Regions from separate parts of the Mus musculus genome. Here region 2 is linked to region 1. Evidence: chromatin loops called from intact Hi-C (ENCODE). Cell type or tissue: heart. All regions are shown on one strand. Links, peaks and the distances in the headings refer to the core of each region. The heading gives the core; the rest is flanking DNA.

Region 1 (8,517 bases), core at 424-8,423:
GTAAAGCCCTAGACCGCATCCGACTTAGAGGCTCCATCCCGGCTGTGCATCCTTCCTGCCTCCCCTGTCCGTCTGTCTCCGTTCTCCCTTCTTCCAGACCTGGCCTGCCTGGCCTTTACCATCACTCGTGCAGCTCAGATCTCTGTGTCTGTTTGTTCCCCTGGCTTCCTTCTCCCTTCTCACCGGGGACCAAGTCCGAGTGCTGGGGAAGGGGAAGGAAGTGCTGGGGAAGGAAGGAAGGGGAAGGAAGAAAGGGAGCAAATGAAGAAGAGAGTGGCTGGCGTGCTGGTTCAGTTGATAAGGTCCCTGTGGTGCAAGCACAAGGGCCTGAGTTCAGATTCCCAGACCATGTGAAATCATATCCAGCTTCCAGGCAGCTAGGATAAGGGTCTTAAAGCCTACAGCAGTGCACATCTGTGGGGTGTGACACTGGGTGCAGATTTAGGGAGTCAGCCAGCCTCCCTGAATCAACAAACTCCAGGTTCAGTTAAAGACCTTATACCAGTAATACAAGTGAAGACCTGAGAGGCTGGCCTCTGGCTTACATACACACACACACACACACACACACACACACACACACACACACACACACACATATATATATATATACATGTGCACACACTCCCATGTATATTTGCATACATCTATAGGAGCATATGCATACGTAGGTGTCTTAGGGTTTTACTGCTGTGAAGAGACACCATGACCAAGGCAACTCTTATAAAGGACAACATTTTATTGGGGTTGGCTTACAGGTTCAGAGGTTCAGTCCATTATCATCAAGGTGGGAGCATGGCAATGACCAGGCAGGCATAGTGCAGGCAGAGCTGAGAGTTCAACATCTTCATTGAAGGCTGCTGGTGGAAGATTGACTTCTAGGATAAGCTAGGATAAGGGTCTTAAAGCCCACACCCACAGTGACATGCCTACTTCAACAGGGCCACACCTAATAGTGCTATTCCCTGGGCCGATCATATACAAACCATCACAGGTCATGTATGTCTACCTCTCTTCCAACCCTTATTCAGACCTAATCCCTTCCTATTTCCTGCTTATTTCCTAGGGACAAGAACAATTTTCTGTAGTCAGCCAATTTCTTTTCTTCTCTTCTCATTTCAATCTCTCTCTCTCTCTCTCTCTAAAGATTTGTTTATTATACATAAGTACACTGTAGCTGTCTTCAGACACACCAGAAGGTCAGATCTCTTTATGGGTGGTTGTGAGCCACCATGTAGTTGTTGGGATTTGAACTCAGGACCTTCAGAAAAGCAGTCAGTGTGCTCTTACCCACTGAGCCATCTCACCAGCCCTCTTCTCATCTCTTTGTTTATGACCACTTGACAAACTGCAGCGACAGGAACCAACCAGCACTAACAGCAGAGAGGGGAGCAGCAGCAGCAGCAGCAGCTACTGCCTGAAGACATCGTCCTGTGTCAGGGAGAGGTGTTCACAAAACCCTACACCCCGCTATGATCTATAGAGGTAGTTAGTAGTTGCTAGGGGAAAAAGAGAGGGGTGGAGCCACTCTCTCCCACAAACAATCCCTCATCTGCACTCCTGTAAGCAGCCCTAATTAAACTCATATAGGTCAGTGGTTCTCAACCCGGGACTCGCAACCCCTTTGGAGCTGCATTATCAGATATTTGCATTATGACTTGTAACACAAAATTACAGTAATGTAGCAATGAAATAATTTTATGGTGGGGGGGGTCACTACAACACAAGGAACTGTATTAAAGGTTCTCAGCGTTAGGAAGGTTGAGAACCAATAATACAGGGATATAGGTCTACATGCACAAACACACGCATACACACACATAGGTGGAAGGTAGAAGGTAGACAATCCACTTTTTATTCTTCCTCTCTTTCATTCCCTTTTCTGTTTGTTTTTTGTCTTGTTTTGACTCAGAGTCTTGTGTAGCTGAGGATAACTTTGAACTTCTGACCCTCCTGCTAGAGTGATGGGATTATAGGCCTGGGCCACCAGTCTCAATTGTATGTGGTGCTGGGCATGTTAGACAAGCACTGTATCAACTGTCATCCCCAGCGCTTTATAAAAAAGTATAGTCCAGGCTGCTAAAGAGGCGGATACAAGATGGGTTATTTGAGCCTAGGATCCCAGTGCCTGTGTGGGTAACATAGTGAGAGCCTGTCTCTTACATTTTTTTAACCAGTGCCTGACAATTACAGAAGTGGATGCTCATAGTCACCCATTGGACTGAACACAGGGTCCCCAATGAAGGAGCTAGAGAAAGTACCCAAAGAGCTGAAGGGGTTTGCAGCCTCATAGGAGGAACAACAATATGAACCAACTAGTACCCCCAGAGCTCCCTGGGACTAAACCACCAACCAAAGAATACACATGGTGGGACCCATGGCTCTAGCTGTATATGTAGCAGAGGATGGCCTAGTTGGTTATCATTGGAAGGAGAGGCCCTTGGTCCTGTGAAGACTCTATGCCCCAGTATAGGGGAATGCCAGGGCCAGGAAGTGGGAGTGGGTGGGTTGGTGAACAGAGGGATGGGGTGGGGTGGGGGCTTTTGGAGGGGAAACCAGGAATGGGGATAATATCTGAAATGTAAATAAAATATCCTCAGTGCCTAGTGGCACATGCTTTTAATCCCAGCACTTGGGCGGCAGAAGCAGGCTGATTTCTGAGTTCAAGGCTAGCCTGGTCTACATAGTGAGTTCTAGGACAGCCAGGGCTACACAGAGAAATCCTGTGTACTCAAAAAACCAAAAAAAAAAAAAAAAAAAAAAAAAGAAAGGAAAAAAGAGAAAATATCCAATAAAAAAGTAAAGAAGCCGGGCAGTGGTGGTACACACCTTTAATCCCAGCACTTGAGAGGCAGAGGCAGGTGGATTTCTGAGTTCGAGGCCAGCCTGGTCTACAGAGTGAGTTCCAGGACAGCCAGGGCTACACAGAAAAACCCTGTCTTGAAAAACCAAAAAAAAAAAAAAAAAAAAAAAAAAAAGTCATCATTTCTCTAGGATCATGGCTAGTGGCCACTGTATTGAATAATGCAAAAGCAAAACTTCCTATTGTAAATTGCAATTTGTCCTGTGATTTCTCTTGTTCCTAAAGATCCTCATCCAAATTCTTATAAGTAACCCGATAAACTTTTTCTTTTAATATAAAAATTAAGTAAAAATGTAAATATGGCGTAGTCATTGAGAGGAGTATTGCTGCAAAGTAAGGCTGGCTTGGGTTACAGACACTAAAGAGTATTGCAATTGTTTCAAGTAGGTTACAAATCTCAGGGTTTACTATCTTTTGAAAGCTTACAAGGTTATACTCTATAGGAGGTTTGCATAAGAATGGCCGGCCAGGTTTACAAGTCGCCAGGAAAACCGGCACTATTTGAAAGGATTGGGAGGTTTAGCTTTGTAGAGGAAGTGTAGCTATGGGGGTGGGCCTTAAGGTTTCAAAAGTCCAAGCTCGGCCCAGTGTCTCTCTTCTGCCTCCCTTCATGCTTTGGGGTAGTTGACCAAGCCTCTGAAACTGTAAGAAAGGCCCTAATTGAATGTTTTCTTTCATAAGAATTGCCTTGGTGATGGTTTGTCTCCACAAAGGTGAAACAGTGGTTTAGAGAAATAATAACAAAGTAATACACTGCATATTATATTTTTACCTTCCTATATGAGAATACCTTTCAATAATGGATAGTTGCTGGGCATAATGGCACATAAGGGTGCCTATCTGCAATCCCTGTACTTCAGAGATGGAGACAGGAAGACTGAGGAGCCAGCCTGGGCTATATAGTAAGTTCCAGGCTGGCCTCAGGATATGGTGGGACTCTGCCAAAACCAATCAAACAAACAAACAAAAAAAACCAATACATTTTTTCCCCTCCTGTTTTTATTCTTTAGGTCTCCCAAATCTTTTTACCTCAGCCTTCCAAGTTCTGGGACCACTGGCATATCAGAGGAGACCTGGCTCCTCCCTGCCACGTATTACTAGCATATTCATATTACTGGAAATCTTGAGTTCAAAAAAATCCTCTTGCCTAAATCTTTTGATTTAGCTGCAACCATAGGCCAGTTAAAAGGTGGGCATTTTAAAGAACAATGTATAAATTCAATTGCTGCCAGCTTCTTCTTTCTGTTTTTTTGAGATAGGGTTTCCCTGGCCATCCTGGAACTTACTCTGTAGACCAGGCTAGCCTCGAAATCAAAGATTTGCCTGCCTCTGCCTCCCGTTGAAAGGCGTGAACCATAACGGCCTAGCTTCTTCCTCTTTTCATTATTATTATTAATATTTTTTACTTTTTTTGAGACAGGGGTTCTTTGTTGCCCTGGCTGTCTGACGTCCTGGAGCTAGCTCGATTGACCAGGGTGCCTTGAACTCAAGAGATCCGCTTGCCTCTATCTCCCAAATGCTAGGATTAAGGGCGTGCACCACCATCACCCCCTTCTGCTTATTGTTTTTGTTTTTTTGAGACGGTTCTCTGTGTAGCCCTGGCTGTCCCTGGCTGTCCGGGAACTCACTCTGTAGACCAGGCTGGCTTCGAACTCAGAAATCCGCCTGCCTTTGCCTCCCAAGTGCTGGGATTAAAGGCGTGTGCCACCACTGCCCGGCTTGCTTATTGTTTTAAAAGGTGGTTTCCTGAAATTATGTGTGTATTGTTCAGGTTCATTCGCTTCAATATTTACCTTAAATTGCTCAAGCACCGCTGCACTAAGTTTTCTTTGGCAAGCCTTTCCTTTGGAGGAGAGAAAAAGTAGAGCTTTGGTGTATTCACAACTTAAAAAAAAAAAAGAGGTCTCAGATTCACATAGGTAATTTGTAAATCTCTAAAAACACCCTCCCTCTTTCTTCTTCTGGGCTTCACTATCAGGAACCCTAGTCTGTGTTTTCAGCCTGTACCCAAAATGACTGGGAGGCCAGAAGCCCCGGCACCATAGCTTGAGATCGCATGCCAACTTCCTATTTTGCAGCTTTGAAAACCTTAATGGTAGGAGTCTAACTAAGGTCGTAGGCTGCGACCTAGGGCGACTCTCCGGAAGACGCGAGAATGAGCAGCCCGAGTTGTAAAACTTTGCCTCGGCTTCCAGAGCTCTGTTTGGAGGGGAAAGCAGCCGTTTCTCCAGATAATTAACCATTTCTCCACCGGTCCGGTCACATCCCCGCCAGCCAAGCCTTCAAGAGCCCCGGACTCCGCGACAGCGGTGGCCGGGAGTGTCGCAAAGCCGCGCCTCCCGGGGTCCGCTTCCCGCCACCGGGGCTCCTCCTCCGCGCGCCGGCTCGGCTGCCGGCCCCCCGGAGGCGCCCGCGCGGGCAGGTCTTGGCGCCAAACGGGTGGCGGCGCTGTCCACCACGCGCGCGGCCGCGTCGGGCTCGAGGGAGGCGGGGGCTCGGCCGGCGGAAGAAGGGGCGGGAGCGAGGCGCGCGGTGCTCTCGCGGGCTCTCGCGCCGCTCGCGTGACGGGCTCCGGCTGTGCGCGGCGACGCTCAGGCTCCGCGGGGCACGGGCGGGCCGGGAGCGCGCCGCGGCGAGAGGGCGTCTGGTGCGGGTGGGCGCGAGGTGCGGGCGGCCGGCCGGCGAGCGAGCGAGCGGCCGGGCGGGCGCGGGGGACGCGCGGGCGTGCACCCGCGCGCGGGCTCTCGGAGGAGCCGCGGCCGAGGCTGCGCTTCCTCAGCCCGACGGAGAGCGGCAGTGTCGCCCCGGCCGGCGCACGCTCGGCCCGCTTCTCCCCCCGCGGCGGCTGCTCCTCGGCACCGCCAGCCCCAGCGCCGCTCCGGGGCGGGCGGGCGGCGGCGGCGGCGGCGGCGGGACGGACGGAGCCGCTTTGTGTGCAGCCCGACGAGGGGCGGCGGCGGCGGCGCAACCACCTGACAGAGGCCCGGCGCTCGCTGCACCGTCCGCCCGCATGAGGAGGAGGTAAAGCGGCGGCCGGGCTCGCGCCCTCGGCGGCGAGGGAGGGACGGAAGGGGAGACCGCAGGGGAGGGCGCGCGCGGAGGCCCGGCGGGGTTGCCCGGAGCGGCGGCTCAGGCCTTGGCGGTGCCGAGGAGCGCCGGGCGACCGAGGGGCTTGAGATGCCGCCGGGCTCGGTTGCTGAAGTTAAGGAACAAAAATGTGAAGTGCGGAGCCGGGTCCTTCGCTTCCTGGCGAGGGGCTCGGGCGGCTGGCGGGGGTGGCGGGCTGGCCGGGGAGGGGCGGCCGCGCGGCGGGGACGCCGGGAGCCCGGGGCTCGGCACGGCTATGGCGTTCTGCTCCCGGGCGCCGGCGCCGCGCGTGGGTCCTCTTGGGTACCTAGTTTTGCGGCCTAAGCTGAACCCTCTAGGCCTCGAGTCTCCTTTCCCGGAGGTGACCGGCCAGGCGGGGACCCAGCCGCTTCTCCTGAGCCAAGTGGGGCCGTTGGGTCCTCAATGTCCCCCCGAGGCCACCAAACTTCCGTCCTAGGTGCTCGGGGATACATTTCATTGTGAAAAGAGGGCTAGGAAACTCCGGGAGCTGCTCGGCGCCTCTCGCGGCCGGGGCTGCTGCAGCCGAGAACCCCGTGGCACCGGGGCTGGCTCGGGTGGGGGTGGCGGACGCCTAGCCGGGTCCGAAACCCAGGGAAGGAGCGAGTGGCGGGGTCCCCGGCCTCGGGGGGAAGAAAGGGCCCTTTCTAGATTAGAGATTTTTGAAATGAAAAAGAGGTTACAAAGTCGCCCCTTTTCCCGCTGAACTTTGATTTTCTGACCGATAGAGGCCGGTAGAGGACTGTGAGAGAAAAGTTATTCCCCAGGATGGACTTCACGCAGCCGAAGCCTGCCACTGCCCTCTGTGGCGTCGTGAGTGCGGACGGGAAGATCGCTTACCCTCCGGGAGTAAAAGAGATCACCGACAAGATCACCACCGATGAAATGATCAAACGTCTGAAGGTAAGGGTCTGGGTCGGCGATCTGCGCTCTGGATGGCTTTTGTGACTCGTGTGGTTTCATTGGACTACTCTCAACCTGGCCTTTGGAGTTTTTAGTACTAAGTTTTTGAAGATATCTTAACCGCCCCGGAAAAGTCCTGTTCTAACTTGGCGGTATCTTTGGATAAGTTCTGAAAGGACGGGGAATTTAAAGAGTGTGATCATTTTCTGTCCATAAGAACGCATGCATGGTTAGTTGTTTCCCTTGTGGTTATTTTATTTAGTGGATGTTGTTTAAGGGGCTCGATACCCTGAGGTGTAGACAGTGATTTTACCCACGAAAGTTCCTATTATTATCTACTCCAAGAAAAGACTGACTTGAGCACAAACAACCATATTGTCCCCCTTAGATTCTCGTAATTTTCTAATGGGAGCTTAACTATCTATACAGTGGGCTAAACTTAATACAGTGTACAGATTTTTCAGAATTCGAGCTTAAGGAGAAATGATGATTTTAGTACACATGCCCAAGAGAGTTGAAGGACGGGATTGTTGATATGTCTGTGAGTTTGTGTTTGTGTGTGCGCACCGGTTTTCTTGGTGTAACAATCTTGCGCTGTCATTTTGGGACTTAACTTTTCTGCTACTGCATAGGGCAGTGTTTGTTATGGAATCAGTTTCGAGCAGTGATTGTCACTTTGGACAACTTTGATGCACCAGGGGGTGTTGTAGGCAATTTCAGAGTCATTTTGGTTGTCACAGTTGGCTTGTGGGGAGTAGGCTGTGACGTTCTGTGAGGAGGCTAACAGTTGTCTAGTGAAAGATCTTAAACTATTGAAGTACAGTGTGGACAGTGGGAGAGGCAAAGAATGGGTTTGATGACTTGTTTAAGAGAGGACTAGTGGGCTGGAGAGATGGCTCAGCAGTTAAGAGCACTGACTGCTCTTCCAGAGGTCCTGAGTTCAATTCCCAGCAACCACATGGTGGCTCACAACCATCTGTAATGGGATCTGATGGCCCTTTCTGGTGTGTCTGAAGACAGCTACAGTGTGCTCATATAAGTAAAATAAATCTTTAAAAAAAAAAAAAAAAAGAGGACTAGTAACCCAGCTGCCTGCCCTTGAACTTAACCATTTTCCTGCCTCCACTTCCCAAAACACTAGTGGCATAACCACACCCTGCCAACAACAGTGGTTCTCAACCTGTGAGTCGAGACCCCCCCCCAACTATCTGATATCCTGTCTATTAGGTATTAACACTGTAATTCATAACAGTAGCAAAATTACAGTTATGAAGTAGCAATGCAATTATTTTGTTTGAGGTCACCACAACATGAGGAAGCAATAGGAAGGTTGAGACCCATTGTGTTAAAAGGTGCACTTCAAAGTCAGACATGGTGGAAGGCTAGGCAGGGAACATCGAGGACAATGTTTCTGCCTTATGCAACTTTATAAAATGGATTTCTAGGGCCTGATTTTAGGATTGAGCACAGTGCCCAGTAAATGTTGTGTGTTTAAAGTGTTCCTGTGTTTAAGTTTCCATTTGTTGCCTTTTTGAAAGACCTGGTTTCTTTAATTAAAAGGCACCTTTTCCATTTTCTTTCCATTTCTTTTTCCAGGGCTAGAGGTAGGGACTTGTGCAGGGAGCACATATTAAACTCAGGCTCTG
Region 2 (8,517 bases), core at 1-8,000, 240 kb before region 1:
GCCAACCTGGGCCAACTTTCAAACAATTTGTGCTGGCTAGCTTTATGCCAACTTGACACAAGTTAGAGTTTTTTGTTGTTGGTCTGTTTGTTTATTTGTTTTGGTTTTTCGAGACAGGGTTTCTCTGTGTAGCCCTGGCTGTCCTGGAACTCACTTTGTATACCAGGCTGGCCTTGAACCCAGAAATCTGCCTGCCTCTGCCTCCCAAGTGCTGGGATTAAAGGTGTTCGCCACCATGCCCGGCTGTAAGGCATCTTCTTAATTAGTAATTGATAAGGGAGGGCCCAATCCATTGTGGGTAGTGCCATCCCTGGGCTGGAGGTCCTGGGTGCTATAACAAAGCAGGCTGAGCAAGCTATGGGAGGCAAGCCAGTAAGCAGCCCTCCTCCTCCACGGCCTCTGCATCACCTCCTGCCTCCAGCTTCCTGCCCTGCTTGAGTCCCTGCCCTCAATGCTTTTGATGATGAACGGTTTTATGGAACTGTGAGTTAAATAAACCCTTTCCTCCCCAAGCTGCTTTGGTCATGGTGTTTCATCACAGCAATAGTAACCCAAACTGAGACATAATTGCATAAAATGATAAGAAAGAAGAAAAAGCATATCTGAAAAGTGCCTGGCACCTAGTGAACCCCCAGTAAATGCAACAAAGTGACCATCTAGAATTGAATGTAGTGGTGTGTCAGAGGGCTGGGCCCTGGTCAAAGCAGGCTGACATAGAGAATCCAAATTACTTATCAAGCAGGAGGAGGTCAAACACTGGGCAGCCCCCAGGAAGGAAACTGCTGTCACTTGCTTGAAGTCAGATAGGATTTTATCAGCCTTCCTGATAAATTTTGCCTTGTTCCAGAACATTCTAGGTTCCTTTCCCCTTTAATCAGGCCTAGTCTTCTTGACCCTGAGGTATATCCCACTGGAAGAGAGGTGTCATCCAGCTGTGTCTGTCTGCATCGAATGACTGCCATCCTTGTCACTCAGCTATCCTCTGTGTCACAGAGAGGAAAAAAGGCAGCATCTCATAGCCATAGCGACCATCCACCAATAGGTCCATGCACCAACTTTAGGAAGCACGCACAATGGCTATTATTTGCAGCCTAGCCATTTCTTAGAAGTCCAGTGGCTGGCAGGGTTGTGTTCAAGGAAGTTGGGCAACTTTGGCAGGTAAAGCTTTTCTCGCCTTGGTGAGATAGCTGTTTTGGCTACTCTGAGGAACGGAGTGGCTGAAAGGAGTTCTAAAAGGCTCCCTCCCCATGTGGTTAATCCAGGATCCTTGAGATTCCCCACTTCCTCAAGGTTGAGGAGCACATGGCGGGTACCCTCTTCATCATCTGGTTGCAGATGCTTGCTGGCTCCGTGGTCGGAGATCAAAGATCACAGCCACGACCAAGGGACATAAACAGAGATTTTTGCAATCACGAGGGTTTTATCAGTTGCACACTGTCTGTTTCAAAAGGTCTATGATAAAATAAAGAGGATGCCCTGGTCAAGGACCCCATGTCTAACCAGCTCCTGCAGGAAGGCAAGGAGAGCCTCCGGAGACATCAAGTAAAAGGATAACCAAGAACATAAATCCCTCATCTGGTCTTAAGCATCCATAGCCTTAACATTCACAAGAGAAGGAAAGCAGACAGAGCAGTCCCTCCTACCTGTAGGTGACACTCCCCCCTCCCCCCCAGTGGAACGCTGAAACACAGAGAGTTCTTCCAGAGAACCTGGTTCCCAGTCCCCACATTGGGTGGTTCACTACTGCCTGTAACCCCAGCACCAGGAAACATGATACCCTCTTCTGAAGTCTGCAGTCCACACATTCACATGCACAATACCCATGCATACACACACACACACACACACACACACACACACACACATGTATATATATATATATATATATATATATATATATATATATATATATATATATATAATGAGTAATTTATAATCAAGTACAAAAGAAAGTAACAGGCTGGGCAGTGGTGGCGCATGCCTTTAATCCCAACACTTGGGAGGCAGAGGCAGGTGAATTTCTGAGTTCGAGGCCAGCCTGGTCTACAAAGTGAGTTCCAGAACAGCCAGGGCTACACAGAGAAACCTTGTCTCAAAAAACAAAAAACAAACAAACAAAAAAAAAAAAGGAAAGAAAAAAGAAATTAACAATAATAATGGTAGTAAAATAGAACAGTTGTGACAATCCACTGCAATTAAAGTTATAAAATACAGTTTCTTTCTAGGAACAAACAGTTCTTGTCATTCTGTGACAAGGTTTCACTTTACAGCCCCCCTACCTCAGCCACCTAAGTACTGAGATTAGAGGAGTGAGCCACCAAGCCCTGATTACTGAATTGCAGTTTGTATTCACTCTTCTTCCAGCAATGTGAGAGGATACAGAGCCTAAAGATGAAATTAGCATAGCTTTAGGCTAGTGTGGGAGAGATACTTAAATGCATGTACCACGGGATGTGGGCGGTTGATCTGACAAAGAGATGGCTACTATGTATCCAGTGGGCAGGGACCATACAGAATTGATACACTGGACAAAGGAGCAATTCCCCTCCTGGGTGGCAGGCCAGCAGGAGATTTTATTATGCTACTAAGAACAGTGTCAATTTGAAATTTGTGAATTGTTTATCTCTAATTTTTTCATTCAATATGTTTTTCATCTTTTATTCATTATTGAAAAATTTACTTACATATACAACGGATATTGCCCATATCTACCCCCACATAGAAAGGTAGAACGACCCCAGTGATGTACCTGGAGTTACCACCCCTACCTTTGGCTGCCTATATTTGTATGAGCAAAAACTACATTTTTTAAACTTTTTATAAAACCAGTAATTTCAGCTTTTCATTTTCAAGTAAAATAAAATCAATCTCATACCAAAAAAAAAGTAAAACTTTTTTTGAAATTTTCTTCCAGAATTACCACGAAAGAAATAAAAAGATTTCATCCCTAAAAGCTTGATTCCTTCTTAAAGAGGAGGGCCATTGGGCACAGTGGCGCACGCCTTTAATCCCAGCACTCAGGAGGCAAAGGCGGGTGGATCTCTGTGAGTTTGAGGCTAGCCTGCATTTCACTTCCTCTGACTTTTGTTTATTGACATGGTCTCATGGTCTCACTTTAGACAAAGCTTGGCCTAGAACGCATTATGTAGCCAAGTAGCCTTGAGTTTAGCGCAATCCCTCTGCCTCAGTCTCCGAAATGCTGGGGTTATAGGCATGCACTGCTAAGCCAGACTTTACTTGCTTTGTTAAATCATTAAAACAAATGTTTACTCTTTAGAACAAACGCTCTCCAGGAAAGCTCTCTCGCTGGTTCTTTACTCCTGAGCATCTCAGCATTCTCTGCCAGTTTATAAGAACTTAGGGAGAACTGGGGGACCTTTAGGTATGCTGCAGAGAAAGTGACACTTTGAAGGCTGTAGGCCAAGCCTCAGTGGGACCACTGTGGATGGGAAAAGAAGAGGCAAGAGAGGGCCAGGAAGGGTGGTGGCACACAGGTTCTCTCTAACCTCCTCTCAAGATGCAGGAATCACCCATGACCAGCAGAGGGCAGCAGGAGATGACCGTCCAGGGTTCCTCATAGGCACATGACTTCAGGTCTCAGTATAGACTCAGGTCTCCTGGGTTTCTGTGTCCAACGTCATATTGCCCAAGACTTTGTCAAAATGGAGTCACTTCCTGAAAAAAGGAGGCTGGTTCTACTGTTTTTACGTGCTGGTCTTAGACATTCCTTCTCTCGAATCTACTTTTTGTCATAGCTACAACATGTCCAATGTTTTCTTAAAGTTCTCTTGTGCTAATCACTAAGATCTTTGAAATTTTGACTGATATTTTATTATCATTTATATATATATATATATATAGCGGATATGTACTGATAATTGATAATGTTATCGATAATTTAAAATTGATAATGATTTGTATGTGTCATTTACATGTCACTGATATGTAAATATCACTGATATGTGACCATTTATACATGCATAGAACCTCTCAGTAGAAAATCAAATTGCTTCAGCTAGTGAATTACTCTCTTAAATCCTCTTTGGCCCAGTGCAGAAGACAACATCACCATCTCCGTTTTCTAGACAGGAAAATGACATTCAAACAAGTTAGATAGATTTCAGGAGACTTTTCACAAAAGCTGGCATTGCAACTGGTTGACCTGCAGAATTACTTCGACCCAAGACAGGAGGCAGAGGGGAGCCCCCAGCCTTTCAGGTCAGAGGGAAGTGGCTCTGACTCCCACCCCTGCTAGAACAATTCCTCCCCTTCAGCTGAGCTCTCTCTGCTTCTTCCTTTTCTTCCTCTTCTGTCGCTGAAGAAGAATGTCTGTCTCCCTAAACCTGAATGCTCCCGAATGCATTCCTCATGAGTCAAGGCTGCAAATTCCAGGACAGAAATAAAAGCCGGGGGCGGGGGGGACCATCATTGAAATGCCCAGAGGGTCACAATGCACCTGTCGGAAACAACCCAGAGGGAAGCTGGCAATCTGAACTGGAGTGCGTGCTATGTGTCCAAGTGACTTCTCATCTCTAAGAATAATGGTGACAGGTGCCGGGGTAAGAGAAACCCTAAACTCTGCCACTTGCTGGCTGTGTGACCTTGGGTGAGCTGTCTCCACTCTTAACTTCCCCATCTGTGGGAGAACAGCCGTCTTGTCGCAGCAACCCATGTATCATAACAATTAATACAGGATCTATAAGCTAGTGTAAAATGTCCTTTAAAAATTATATGGGGTGGAATGGAGGCATGTGCACATGTCACAGAGGCAGGGCCATCGGATCACCTGGAACTTGAGTCACATTACAGGTGGTTCTGAGTCACCTGGTGTAGGCACTAGAAACAGAACTCATGCCCCATGCAAGAGCAGTCTGTGTCAGCCTTCATAGCCAGCCCCCCAGTGTTTTCTAAACTACTGTGAAAGCAAAAGGAACATTCATTTTAAGAATCCAGTCAACTTCGGGTAAATCACAATAGCTGGTAAATAGTGCCTTTTCTACTTGCAGATTTCACCTGAAGGTTGTTTTCTTTTTGCTTTTGTTTTTGTTTGTTTTGTTTGGTTTTGTTGATAAGGTGAAAGACTCATTCCAAAGACAAGAAGAAATGCTGAACTGCAGTATCCCTGACCCAAACTCCTATTTCAGACCCCGATTCCCCATTCGCTAACATGCGTAAGAGTTGGGGGACTACAGGAAGAAGAAGCCAGAGGGATGGATACGCTTGGTTCACATATATTCCCCTTCCTCCCAAGCATTGCTGGGTCCCAGCACTAGAGAGGAGAGGCATCAGCCACAACATTGAGGGGCTACACTCCCGCTTTCATCCACTCCATTCGGGCACTCAGGGAGACTTGCATCTTGTCATTCACTTTCTGGCCTCCATGTGATAGTACCCCATCATTTTTCTAAGCCCCCATCTACCATACAGCCATGTTATCATGAGCAACGTGGCTACCACTCTACTACCTACATTGGACGCCACAATTTGGAGTAAGAAATGGGACGTGATCAGGGAAACAAAACATCTTGAGCCACAGGTCATTTCTAAAACCTTGTGTGCAATGGAATCAGCTACAGGAAGCCTTCTGAGTACCCGGTATTGAACGGGCAAGGTGACTCAGTGGTTAAAGGGCACTGGCTGCTTTTCCAGGATTCAGTTCTGAGCACCCATGTGGAAGCTCACAAACATCTGTAACTCCAGTCCCAGGAGATCTAATACCTTTTTCTGGCATCCATGGGCACTGGGCACAGACATGTGTAGATATACATGCAGGCAAAACACTCATACACATAAAAGAGTTTTTAAAAAGGAAAGGAAGAGAAAAGAAAACCAGATACCTTCTGTCATAGCCACTAGCAACTCCTGTAATGCCTGCCTTGTCTTTAGGGCCGTCTTGTCCAACACAAGGACAGACTCCATCAGGGTCCCAGGCGCCCCTGGAGTACTTGCTGCATCATTTCCCAGCTAATACCTTCCTTACTCAAAGAGTTTATCCAATCTTCCCAGACTCCCTCTGCAGAAAGAGCTTAATCCTTTGGGGTGTGTGTAGGGGAGGGTTGTTGCTCTATCAGCATCCAAATGCAGGGCCCTGGGTTCTCCTGCTCACTCCTAGCCAGGCTGCAGCAGCAGTAGGCACACCTCACACAACTGCTGTGTTTCCACCATACCATCTAGCTCCTCAGGGTAGTTATGGGGGAGTCTAGAGCTGTGAGATGAGATGTGGCAGAAAGGGGAAGAAAGAATGCTAAATGCTATGTTAGTGGCTACCTGGAGTCCAACAGAGCTGGAGTTTAGCTCATCTGAAGAGCTGGTCATTGGCTTGGAACGGGATTGTTCTGATGAACTTAGGAGCTATTTCATCACTAAACGAAAAGAAAGAGGTAAAAGGTAAGAGATGCCCACAGCAGAACTGAGGAAAAGGGAAGTTGACAGAGTTTCTCTCTATTTGATGGCACCCAGTGTCTCCAATCCCTGCTTTGAGGATTAGTGTTTCCTTTGTCCCTTTGGCGTGTTATGAATGTGTGTCGGCCCCGTTTATAGAAAAGAACGGCCTGGATGAGTCAGTATGACATTGCCAAGACCATTTAAACACACTTACCTGGGGATACAGAATTGCTGAGTTTTCTCCCTAATTCTTAAAGCACAGCCCTTCCCTACATAGTATCACTTCTATAGTGGTCCAGAAAAGTTCCTTGGTGAGAATATGGCCACTTGACTGGTGTGACTTACCTTGTGGCTGGCGAGGCCTCCCATGCACGTCTGCATCTGCCGAGTACACCATCCCTTCCTTCTCCTCGAAGACTGCAGCTGCAGTTTGTGTGCCCTCTGTGCACTGTGGGACTCAGGGTGGCCTTAGGCAGGTGTCTGGGGTCCCCAAAGTCCCTCTTTTCACTTTCTTTCCTTTCTTTTTTTTTTCTATTCTTTTCTTTTTTTTCCCTTTTGCTGCTTCTGTTACAAACTGTCTTCAGCCGTTACTTCTACCCTTGTGAGAAAGAGAGTATGAATGAATAAACAAACAAACAAATAAATAAATGCAATTTAAATGGCATTTGCAAAGTCCTTCTGTGATGGTTTGTATATTCTTGGGCAAGGGAGTGGCACCATTTGGAGATGTGACCTGGTTGGAGTAGGTGTGCCTCTGTGGGTGTGGGCTTAAGATCCTAACCCTAGTTGCCTAGGAGTCAGTCTTCCACTAGCAGCCTTTGGATGAAGACGTAGAACTCTCAGCTCTGCCTGTGCCATGACAGCATGGATGCTGCCATGCTCCCACCTTAATGATAATGGACTGAACCTCTGAACCTATAAGCTAGCCCCAATTAAATGTTGGTTTTTTATAAGACTTGCCTTGGTAATGGTGTCTGTTCACAGCAGCAAAACCCTAACTAAGACACCTACCAAATACAGTTTTTGACACGACTAAATAGGACAATTCACATAAACTCTATGGCACACTCAGCGTTTATTAGGAAAGTCTTTCTTTCTCCCAGAGACCCTTTGGCTACACTTAGTCGTCTGACATTAGCAATGGCAGCCTGGATTTCACTGGATACTTCTGCTCTTTGGTCTAAGGAATCACTAACATGTCACTTTGGGTGCTTACCTCTAGGGACACAGTGACTTTTTTTTTTTTTTGACTAGCTCTCTATGCTTGTGTAACTCAGCAAGGTCCTCTCAGATCGAAACTGGCAGGGATCCTCAGGGGTTCACACCTGAACCTCCTGGGAATCAGAAAAGTACCAACCACTCTTCTACCGCCCTTCTACTTCCAGGCAGAAGGAGGGCTGCCTGCTCAAGTGTGGCTTTTCAAGACAAGGTGGGAAGAAAAAAAATAAATAAATGAGACTGTGGTCCAGTGGCCTGTTAACCTCAGACTTGTGGCTGTGAGGAACAGCAAAGCAGAGGTGACACTTGCACAAACCAGTTCACTGCCAGCTGTCATGGGCTGGCATCAAGCAGTGTTTCCAAGACAGAGTGTTCCAATTCTACATGTACTGTCCTGAAAATTAAACTCATCTCAGCTCCCTGTGCAATTTGATTTGATGCTGCCCACACATGTCTAACTGACAAGCAGAAACAATTTGGAGAATCATGAAGGGTCTTTTCCTTTGTAAACCAATTCCAGTTTCTTGGTCTAGAGCATGGACCATGACTCCGTGTAGAGCATACAGGAATATATTAGTTAGAAGACAAATGAAAGGATGGAAGAGATGGATCCGTGTTTATGACCATTTACTATTCTTCTGAAGACTCAAATTTGGTTTCCAGCTCCTGCCAGTCAGCTCGAAACTTCAGCTCCAGGGGATCTGATGCCCTCCTCTGGCCTATGCAGGTACCAGCACACATGTGACTCTCTCTCTCTCTCTCTCTCACACACACACACACACACATACACACAAATAAATCTTTAAAAATAAATACAACTGGGCTGAAGAGATGGCTCAGCGGTTAAGAGCACTGACTGCTCTTTCAGAGGTCCTGAGTTCAGTTCCCAGCAACCACACAGTGGCCCAAAACCTT

Evidence for each region. Hi-C counts contacts between places; a loop is a spot of excess contacts. Peaks named below come from ENCODE experiments on the same cell type or tissue, not always from the same donor. Only the 100,000 strongest peaks of a DNase experiment are listed, where the experiment ranks them.
Region 2: a loop joins it to region 1, with 10 times the contacts of the local background. A loop is called at or near these places in 3 of 42 quality-filtered maps.

What each region holds. Positions count from the first base shown.
Region 1 is chr5:65,695,117-65,703,633 of GRCm38, reverse strand. Pds5a (PDS5 cohesin associated factor A) reads left to right here and starts at 5,398. Exons shown (of 33, transcript NM_001081321.3): 1 at 5,398-5,884; 2 at 6,697-6,871. The coding sequence starts at 6,737. In heart, for the core only: CTCF peaks have their summits at 5,113, 5,326 and 6,686; DNase peaks (open chromatin) are centred at 5,293, 5,933 and 6,533; H3K4me3 peaks cover 3,517 bases; H3K27ac peaks cover 2,918 bases.
Region 2 is chr5:65,933,247-65,941,763 of GRCm38, reverse strand. It overlaps a transcript of Chrna9 not described here. Among named protein-coding and RNA genes, the nearest start is that of 4930480C01Rik, 14 kb to the left of the region's middle. In heart, for the core only: a CTCF peak has its summit at 3,535 (motif pointing right); a DNase peak (open chromatin) is centred at 3,553; H3K27ac peaks cover 626 bases.